2 separate regions of the Homo sapiens genome follow, and region 2 is linked to region 1. The links are chromatin contacts, found by Hi-C or POLR2A ChIA-PET in ENCODE. All regions are on one chromosome and are shown on one strand. Each heading gives the region's core, a stretch centred on a gene start or an enhancer-like site at or near the end of the contact. The rest is flanking DNA. Distances are from core to core; before and after follow the strand shown.

Evidence for each region. Hi-C counts contacts between places; a loop is a spot of excess contacts on that map. ChIA-PET counts read pairs that join two places held with the same protein, here RNA polymerase II (POLR2A). Pooled maps may share reads with other maps.
Region 2: a map of naive thymus-derived CD4-positive, alpha-beta T cell shows a loop between it and region 1 (4-fold over the local background). The contact joins the enhancer-like site here to the promoter of MRPL55 in region 1. A Hi-C loop is called at or near these places in 3 of 168 maps with a recorded cell type or tissue (CD4-positive, alpha-beta T cell and naive thymus-derived CD4-positive, alpha-beta T cell) and 13 of 50 pooled maps. POLR2A ChIA-PET finds 5 or more read pairs at or near these places in 4 of 52 experiments (B cell, WTC11, activated CD4-positive, alpha-beta T cell and 1 more).

What each region holds. Positions count from the first base shown.
Region 1 is chr1:228,107,908-228,112,671 of GRCh38, forward strand. MRPL55 (mitochondrial ribosomal protein L55) reads right to left here and starts at 1,392. Exons shown (of 5, transcript NM_181463.3): 1 at 1,242-1,392; 2 at 1,048-1,114; 3 at 328-411. The coding sequence starts at 353. RefSeq lists enhancers at 1-325, 326-1,039, 1,308-1,477 and a silencer at 1,748-1,837.
Region 2 is chr1:228,058,139-228,062,367 of GRCh38, forward strand. It overlaps WNT3A (Wnt family member 3A), which reads left to right. Exons shown (of 4, transcript NM_033131.4): 4 at 848-3,133. The coding sequence ends at 1,327. Among named protein-coding and RNA genes, the nearest start is that of LINC02809, 16 kb to the right of the region's middle. Within about 2 kb of position 2,338, at least 7 of the 41 ENCODE cell types and tissues checked have a DNase peak (open chromatin) inside an H3K27ac peak, as active enhancers do.

The DNA.
Region 1 (4,764 bases), core at 142-2,641:
CTGCAGCAGAGTGCCAACATGACTGAGGCTGGCTGTGATTGGGCACTGCCGGGCCACAGGAGACATTACCAGAGCTGGTGACCCGTGCCGGGGCAGGATGAGCCTCGGGGCTTCCTCAGGAGCCACAGGCTGTGGTCAGAGGCGTTCTGGCCCCCTAGCCAGGAAGAGGCTGCCAGGCTGAGCAAGGGCACAAAGCTTCCAGCACAGGGGACAGTGGACAATAGCAAGGACTAGGGAGGATTAGAATGGCGGTTTCCTGCTGAAGAGAGGGGTTCCCTGGGGTGGCCCCTGACAGTAATCCCCAGGGACCTAAAAGTCCATGCTTACCCAAGCAGGCTGCCCACGGCCGCCATTCCTCCTTACAGCCCCAGTGGCACGTGGAGGTGGTCAGTACAGGCCCTGGCGTGCAACCTGCTAGGCAGAGAATGAAGAGATCTTTTTTAAAAGGAAGGTTCTTCCACCTAATGGTTTCTTATCAAATCCCAGCCCAGGATGCTTCCAAGACACATGTAATCACCACGCCACTCACCAACCTCTCCCAGCAACCCTTGGACTTCTCAGAACCGCCTGTAGAGGTTTTTCCAAAAGCAGAAGTTGGTCACTACTCCCAAAGATTCTGAGTCAGCCTGCGGCAGGGCCCAGGCTGTCTGTTCTGGCCGTTACCGAGTCTGCGAAACCTCTCTGAATGGACTGCAGCCTCAAAAGTGGAGCTGAGGTCATGCCTTGCTTTCTAAGGTCATTGCTAGTTTTAATAAAAACTCAGTGAAGTGAGGATTGTCATGCTTGCTTAAAGGAGAATGGAGGCCCAGGGCTGCTTTGCTGTGACCTGGATTCCCATGGGAGTCTGTGCTGAGGTGTGCGAAGTAAAAGCCCAGTTTTCAATACTCAGATTCCAGGAGATGAGGCTGCACAGAGGCCGAGCGCCCAGCTTCCTCTGGCGTACCCCTGTCTCTCACCAAGGAAGGGACCTGAAGACAGGTCCGGCTGCCTCTAAAATGGAAATCCTGCTACGTGTCCTATGCCCACATCCCTCTCCCTCGGCCTCACCAGCACAGGAGCCTGGGGCTGGTCCAGGAGGGTCTTCGGGGAAAGCTCCCTCTCCTTTCCTGCTAGACTGCATGGGGACAAGGGCTTATCACAGGTGCAGCCCCCTGTCCCCTTCCCTGCCTCCCTCCCTCCCGACTCCACCGGGAGGGTACAGCGCCTCCCGCCTCTGTTCCCGGCCCACACGAGGCGCCAACCTGCGGCCGCCACAGTCGCTGCGGAGGGGTCTGAGGACAGGCGGTCCTGACTCCCGCTGCCCGGTGGAACTAAGACCAGGGACGAGGCCACGCAGGAGATCAAGGTACTCACTGCGTTGGGTGCTGCTGCGCTGCAGCCCACGACGTCACTGGCAGGCGCTGCGTCGCGCGGTATGACGTGTTCCATGGCAGGGAGAGGCAAGAGTGGGCGGTGAGACACGAAGATATACGCCCCTGTTGGGCGGGGCCGGCGCGGCGTGATGTAATCTCGGGGGCGGGACGAAGCCTAGGTGGGCGGGGCCTGCGGGGGCGCTGTGGCGGTACAAGAACCCAGGCGGGGCCGGCGAGCAGGTGACCTCCGTCCCTACCGGGAGGACCAGGGCGGGCCGGCGAGGTCGAGGGGGACCCGCGGGTCTGAGGGAGGACGGAGTGGGGGAGTGCTGAGGGAGGACCCGGGGTGGGGAGCTGAGGGAGGATCCGCAGGGCTGAGGGAGGATCCAGGAGAGCTGATAGAGGTCCCGGAGGGCTGAGGGAGGACCCAGGGGTCCTGAGGGAGGACGCAGGGGGCTGAGGGAAGACGCAGGGGGGCTGAGGGAGGATCCTCGGAGCTGAAGGGGCATCAGCTGGGCTGAGGGAGGACCCAGGGGGACTGCGGGAGCACCCGGGCGGGGGCTGAGGGAAGGAGGATCCGCGGGGCTGAGTGGGCACCAGCTGGGCTGAGGGAGGATCCAGGGGGAGCTGCGGAAGGATCTGCGGGGCTGAGAGAGGATCTAGAAGGGGTGAGAGAGGTCCCAGGAGGCTAAGGGGGGAATCTGCAGAACTGAGGGAGGTCCCAGGGGGCAGTGAGGGAGGATCCATGGGCGCTGAGGTGGGAATCTAGGGAGGCTGAGGGAGGATCTGTGGGGATGACGGAAGTTCAAGGGGGGCTGAAGAGGCACGCAGCGGGCTGAGGAGGACCTGAGAGGCTGAAGGAGGATCCGAAAGGCTGATACAGCGGGGCTGAGGGGGGATCCGCGGGGTTGGCGGGGGCTGAGAAATGACCCTGTAGTTCACAGCAAAATGGAGTAATTTATGTCACAACGTAACCAAAATGGAGTGGGGAGGGCCCTAAGGAAGCAGCTGTCACGCATTTCTGAAATGCCAGAGAGGCTCGCTATTACCTTGTAAACAGAGCTTATTCCGGGCATTTCCACTGGCCTGCAGTATTCCAGATGAGATGTTTGGACCAGGGCAGGCAGATAGCATCGCCTATCTGCCTCAGCGAACCAGGGTCACTTTGTGCAATGAGTTCATGAGACCAGGGCCTTTGTTTTGTGAAAGTTACAAATAAGGAGTGAAATCACTTTGTCAGGCCCAGACAAACAGGGCTGGGAAGAACAGGAGGCTCAGGCTTAGTGTCTGAGATAAGAATTATTCGCAAGGACTTTCTAAAAACCCCACAAGAAACCCTTTTGTGTCATTCACGGGTCTCCTACTTTGACAAAATTTAGACCATCTTTAGGACTGCAGTAATTCAGTTAAGATGCTCGGAATAAACACTTGCCCAGTAATGGCAGCGCCACCAATGAACTGAGGACAACTTTGAGCTTTGGCGTTGGGCCCCTGGAACCAATGAACTCTTTCTAAGCAGCTTCTGTGAACCGCTCCCTTTTCGCTGATAAAAGTTCCCTTTTCACTGATAAAAAGTTCCCTTTACCCTTCCCTCACTGGGAATGCTGGTGGCTTGCTGCTGTTGATGAAAAGAGTCAAACTTTGTAAAATATTTTAAGAGATATATTCTGAGCCAAATATGAGTAACCATGGCCTGTGACACAGCCCTCAGGACAGAGGTCCTGAGAACATGTTCCCAAGGTGGTTGGGGTGCAGCTTGGTTTTATACATTTTAGGGAGGCATGAGACATCAATCAAATACATTTAAAACCTACATTGGTTTGGTTCAGAAAGGCAGGACAACTCGAAGCAGGGGTCAAGGGTGCTGGCTTCCAGCTTATAGGTAGATTGAAAAATTTTCTGTTTGACAATTGGTTGAATTTACCTGAAGACCTGGGATTAACAGAAAGGAATGTCTGGGTTAAGATAAAAGATTGTGGGTGGGGTGCAGTGGCTCACACCTGTAATCCCAGCACTTTGGGAGGCTAAGGCAGGCGGATCACGAGGTCAGGAGTTCGAGACCAGCCTGACCAACATGGTGAAACCTCCTCTCTACTAAAAATACAAAAATTAGCTGGGCGTGGTGGTGTGTGCCTGTAATCCCAGTTACTCAGGAGGCTGAGGCAGAAGAATCACTTCAGCCCAGGAGGCGGAGGTTGAAGTGAGCCGAGATTGCGCCACTGCACTCCAGCTTAGGCAATAGAGTGAGACTCCATCTAAAAAAAAAAAAAAAGGAAAGAAAAAAAAATATATATATATATGATTGTGGAGACCAAAGTTCTTATTTGCAGATGAAGCCTTCAGGTATTAGGCTTCAGAGAGAATAGGTTGTAAAATGTTTATCGGACTTAAAGTCTATGTTGATGTTAATGCCAGAGAGGTATAATGAGGCATGTCTGACCCCCACTTCTTATGGCCTGAACCAGTCTTTGAGGTTAAATTTTAAGAGTTCCAGGCCAGGCACAGTGGCTGACACCTGTAATCCCAACACTTTGGGAGGCAGAGGTGGGCGAATCACTTCAGGTCAGGAGTTCGAGACCAGCCTGGCCAACATGGTGAAACCCGGTCTCCACTAAAAAATATACAAAAATTAGCCAGGCATGGTGGTGCGCACCTGTAATCCCAGCTACTCAGGAGGCTGAGGCAGGAGAATCACTTGAACCTGGGAGGCAGAGGTTGCAGTGAGCAGAGATCGCACCACTGCACTCCAGCCTGGGTGACAGAGCAAGACTCCGTCAAAAAAAAAAAATTTTTTTTAAGAGTTCCCTGGCCGAGGAGGAAGTCCATTTAGATGGCTGGGGAGCCTTATAAATTTATTTTTTATTTTTGGTTTACACTTGATAAAAACTTCAGCCGAATTAAATTTAAAGTTTAATTGAGCAATGAATGATTCACGAATCACGCAGCCCCCAGAATCACAGCAGATTCACAGAGACTCCAGCACAGCCACGTGGTGGAAGATTCGTAGACAAAAAAAGGTAAATGATGTACAGAAATTGAAAGTAAAGTACAAAACAGCTGGATTGGTTTCAGGTTGGTGTTTGCCGTATTTGAACACAGTTTGAACGCTCAGCAGTATATGAATAGTTGAAGTGCAGCCTCTGGGATTGGCCAAGACGCAGCTATTGTTACAGTTGCATACTCCTGTTAGGTTTTCAATCTATCTACCTATTAAGCTAGGTTGCAGTTCATCCACAAGGACTCAAATATAAAAATATGAAGTCCTTCTCAGGCCATATTTAGTTTGCTTCAGCAACTACCCTCTTTTGGTCATTTTCTCAATTTTGAGAGATTGACCAAAACTTTAGTTGTTGTCACTATCACCATAGTAAATGTACTTATTTGCTCCTGAAATCCAGTGGGAAACAGTAGA
Region 2 (4,229 bases), core at 1,088-3,587, 49 kb before region 1:
ATAGCCAACATGCTATCATTTCAATAATGTAGTCAGTATTAAAATTATGAATGAGCTGTTTCTCATCCTTTTCTTACACTAAGTCTTGGGAATCCAGCATGCAGTTGGCACGTATAGCATTTCTGAATTCACACTGCCATGCCTCATGGGCTCCTGTCTGTCCAGTGGCTGCCACAGTGCAGTGCCACCTAGACTGTTCTGATGTTCACATGCCCCTTCACGCTCACCCCTACCCCTTCCCCAAAGAAAGAAGGGAAAAGAAGCTGAGTTCTACACTGCCCATAGGGGAAACCGTTCGCTCCTCAGCGAGGTCCTGCCCGGTCCCCCAACAGCCTTATGTCCCAACATTGCCTTCCTCTTCCTCTGCAGTCCCCATACAGTGACCAGCTTCCTGGGCCACTCTCTTTACTCATGCTCAGGACTCGTGCCTTTCCACCCAGCCGTATACACCTCTGGGCAGCGTGCCTGAGTCCTCAGGGTCAGAAGGAACGCCTATCCCCCTGCATCCCTGCACTCTGACTGCTGTGGCTCTTCGTGTATGGCATCCCACGCTGCAGCTCTGTCCTTCATTCGCTCCACCCTAGACAGTGTAGAAGTACTCAGCTAGGAGACGGGAAGAGGGGAGCCCCCCAAGCCCTGACCTGGGAAGGCTTGGGTCTGGCAAGGGAGCAGGCACCAGTATCTGCACCATAGGAAGGGGGTGGCCCTGGGGCCCTGCCTGGGAGTCTGCCCCCTCTGCCCGGGGGCTTTATGGAGCAGGTAGGCTGCAGGCGACATGTAATGCTGTTTCCTCGGGGAGACGCACCAGGGGGCCGCCCTGACGCTGGCTCCTGCGCGTGCCCCGCAGGCCATCGCCAGCCACATGCACCTCAAGTGCAAGTGCCACGGGCTGTCGGGCAGCTGCGAGGTGAAGACATGCTGGTGGTCGCAACCCGACTTCCGCGCCATCGGTGACTTCCTCAAGGACAAGTACGACAGCGCCTCGGAGATGGTGGTGGAGAAGCACCGGGAGTCCCGCGGCTGGGTGGAGACCCTGCGGCCGCGCTACACCTACTTCAAGGTGCCCACGGAGCGCGACCTGGTCTACTACGAGGCCTCGCCCAACTTCTGCGAGCCCAACCCTGAGACGGGCTCCTTCGGCACGCGCGACCGCACCTGCAACGTCAGCTCGCACGGCATCGACGGCTGCGACCTGCTGTGCTGCGGCCGCGGCCACAACGCGCGAGCGGAGCGGCGCCGGGAGAAGTGCCGCTGCGTGTTCCACTGGTGCTGCTACGTCAGCTGCCAGGAGTGCACGCGCGTCTACGACGTGCACACCTGCAAGTAGGCACCGGCCGCGGCTCCCCCTGGACGGGGCGGGCCCTGCCTGAGGGTGGGCTTTTCCCTGGGTGGAGCAGGACTCCCACCTAAACGGGGCAGTACTCCTCCCTGGGGGCGGGACTCCTCCCTGGGGGTGGGGCTCCTACCTGGGGGCAGAACTCCTACCTGAAGGCAGGGCTCCTCCCTGGAGCTAGTGTCTCCTCTCTGGTGGCTGGGCTGCTCCTGAATGAGGCGGAGCTCCAGGATGGGGAGGGGCTCTGCGTTGGCTTCTCCCTGGGGACGGGGCTCCCCTGGACAGAGGCGGGGCTACAGATTGGGCGGGGCTTCTCTTGGGTGGGACAGGGCTTCTCCTGCGGGGGCGAGGCCCCTCCCAGTAAGGGCGTGGCTCTGGGTGGGCGGGGCACTAGGTAGGCTTCTACCTGCAGGCGGGGCTCCTCCTGAAGGAGGCGGGGCTCTAGGATGGGGCACGGCTCTGGGGTAGGCTGCTCCCTGAGGGCGGAGCGCCTCCTTAGGAGTGGGGTTTTATGGTGGATGAGGCTTCTTCCTGGATGGGGCAGAGCTTCTCCTGACCAGGGCAAGGCCCCTTCCACGGGGGCTGTGGCTCTGGGTGGGCGTGGCCTGCATAGGCTCCTTCCTGTGGGTGGGGCTTCTCTGGGACCAGGCTCCAATGGGGCGGGGCTTCTCTCCGCGGGTGGGACTCTTCCCTGGGAACCGCCCTCCTGATTAAGGCGTGGCTTCTGCAGGAATCCCGGCTCCAGAGCAGGAAATTCAGCCCACCAGCCACCTCATCCCCAACCCCCTGTAAGGTTCCATCCACCCCTGCGTCGAGCTGGGAAGGTTCCATGAAGCGAGTCGGGTCCCCAACCCGTGCCCCTGGGATCCGAGGGCCCCTCTCCAAGCGCCTGGCTTTGGAATGCTCCAGGCGCGCCGACGCCTGTGCCACCCCTTCCTCAGCCTGGGGTTTGACCACCCACCTGACCAGGGGCCCTACCTGGGGAAAGCCTGAAGGGCCTCCCAGCCCCCAACCCCAAGACCAAGCTTAGTCCTGGGAGAGGACAGGGACTTCGCAGAGGCAAGCGACCGAGGCCCTCCCAAAGAGGCCCGCCCTGCCCGGGCTCCCACACCGTCAGGTACTCCTGCCAGGGAACTGGCCTGCTGCGCCCCAGGCCCCGCCCGTCTCTGCTCTGCTCAGCTGCGCCCCCTTCTTTGCAGCTGCCCAGCCCCTCCTCCCTGCCCTCGGGTCTCCCCACCTGCACTCCATCCAGCTACAGGAGAGATAGAAGCCTCTCGTCCCGTCCCTCCCTTTCCTCCGCCTGTCCACAGCCCCTTAAGGGAAAGGTAGGAAGAGAGGTCCAGCCCCCCAGGCTGCCCAGAGCTGCTGGTCTCATTTGGGGGCGTTCGGGAGGTTTGGGGGGCATCAACCCCCCGACTGTGCTGCTCGCGAAGGTCCCACAGCCCTGAGATGGGCCGGCCCCCTTCCTGGCCCCTCATGGCGGGACTGGAGAAATGGTCCGCTTTCCTGGAGCCAATGGCCCGGCCCCTCCTGACTCATCCGCCTGGCCCGGGAATGAATGGGGAGGCCGCTGAACCCACCCGGCCCATATCCCTGGTTGCCTCATGGCCAGCGCCCCTCAGCCTCTGCCACTGTGAACCGGCTCCCACCCTCAAGGTGCGGGGAGAAGAAGCGGCCAGGCGGGGCGCCCCAAGAGCCCAAAAGAGGGCACACCGCCATCCTCTGCCTCAAATTCTGCGTTTTTGGTTTTAATGTTATATCTGATGCTGCTATATCCACTGTCCAACGGAGTTAGACGAATAGATGTGTTGTGTTTTTTTTCCCTTTTCTTTCTATGAAAGAAATTGTTTTAGTCATAGCTTGTGGGTTTCAAACAATGGGAAAAGTGAAAAAAGAGAAACAAGCCATCAAGGCTGTGGTCTGGGCTGGATGTTTGGTGGTGGGTCAGCACGGTGTTGAAAGAGTAGAGAAGATGCCCACTCAGGGGCTCAGGGCCTGGGTCCGGGGGCAGGGGGATGCCCCAGGGCCGTGATGGGCAGGGGACCTCCAGAGCTGGAATTCCATGGGGAAGGAATAAGGATAGCCAAGCTGAGGAAATGAGGGAACGGCCACTGGCACCAAGGCCTGGAGCAGAGTAGAGCCTCTGACAGGGAGAGAGCAGCAGGCACCTGGAGGCCCCAGGTAGGCAGCCCTAAGGTAAGGGGGTTGGCCGAGCCCCCAACAAGTCAGTAGAGCAGCAAGACGCCCACCACCTCCCCTCCCGCAGAGCCTGTACTCACTCAGCTGATACCTTAGCACCAGCTATGGATGTGCCCCCTCTCTAGGTTTGGGGACAGTGGCCTGGTGGTATAGGATCAGCTGGATCCCAGCAGGACCTTGGGATGGGACTGGCCATCAGGAGTTCCTCTGGGATCCTCACCTCGTGGGGCTGTGCACAGGGGTGCCCCCTGTGCGAGCCCCCATCTCCTTTCCCCAGCCAAGGAAGGCAGGGAGAGCCCCTGGAACAGGTGAGCCATCCTGCCGACAGGAGCCCTCATGAGGCCTTACTAGGGGTGCTGGGTGTGCCTCTGGAAACAGGCAGCAGGAGCCCAAGGGCTGTCTCAAGGCCATGCCTTCCCCGTCCCAGCCCCACCAAGGATCTCTGCTCCACTCTCTGCCCTCCCATGCCTGTCCAGTCCCCATGCCCATCTCTGGGCCCTGACTGGATGCTCAGCCAGACCTTCAGGGCAGTGAATGCCAAGGGAAGAAGCTATGGAGATGGGGCAGCCAGGAGCAGCCAGTGTACCTGCCTGCAGGCCGGGCCCAACACAGCCACCATACTCAAGCCATGTGCACGCCGGCGGGGAGCCAGGCCTTCATAGAACAGGAATGGCTGGCCATCCCCCAGTGTGCCCCA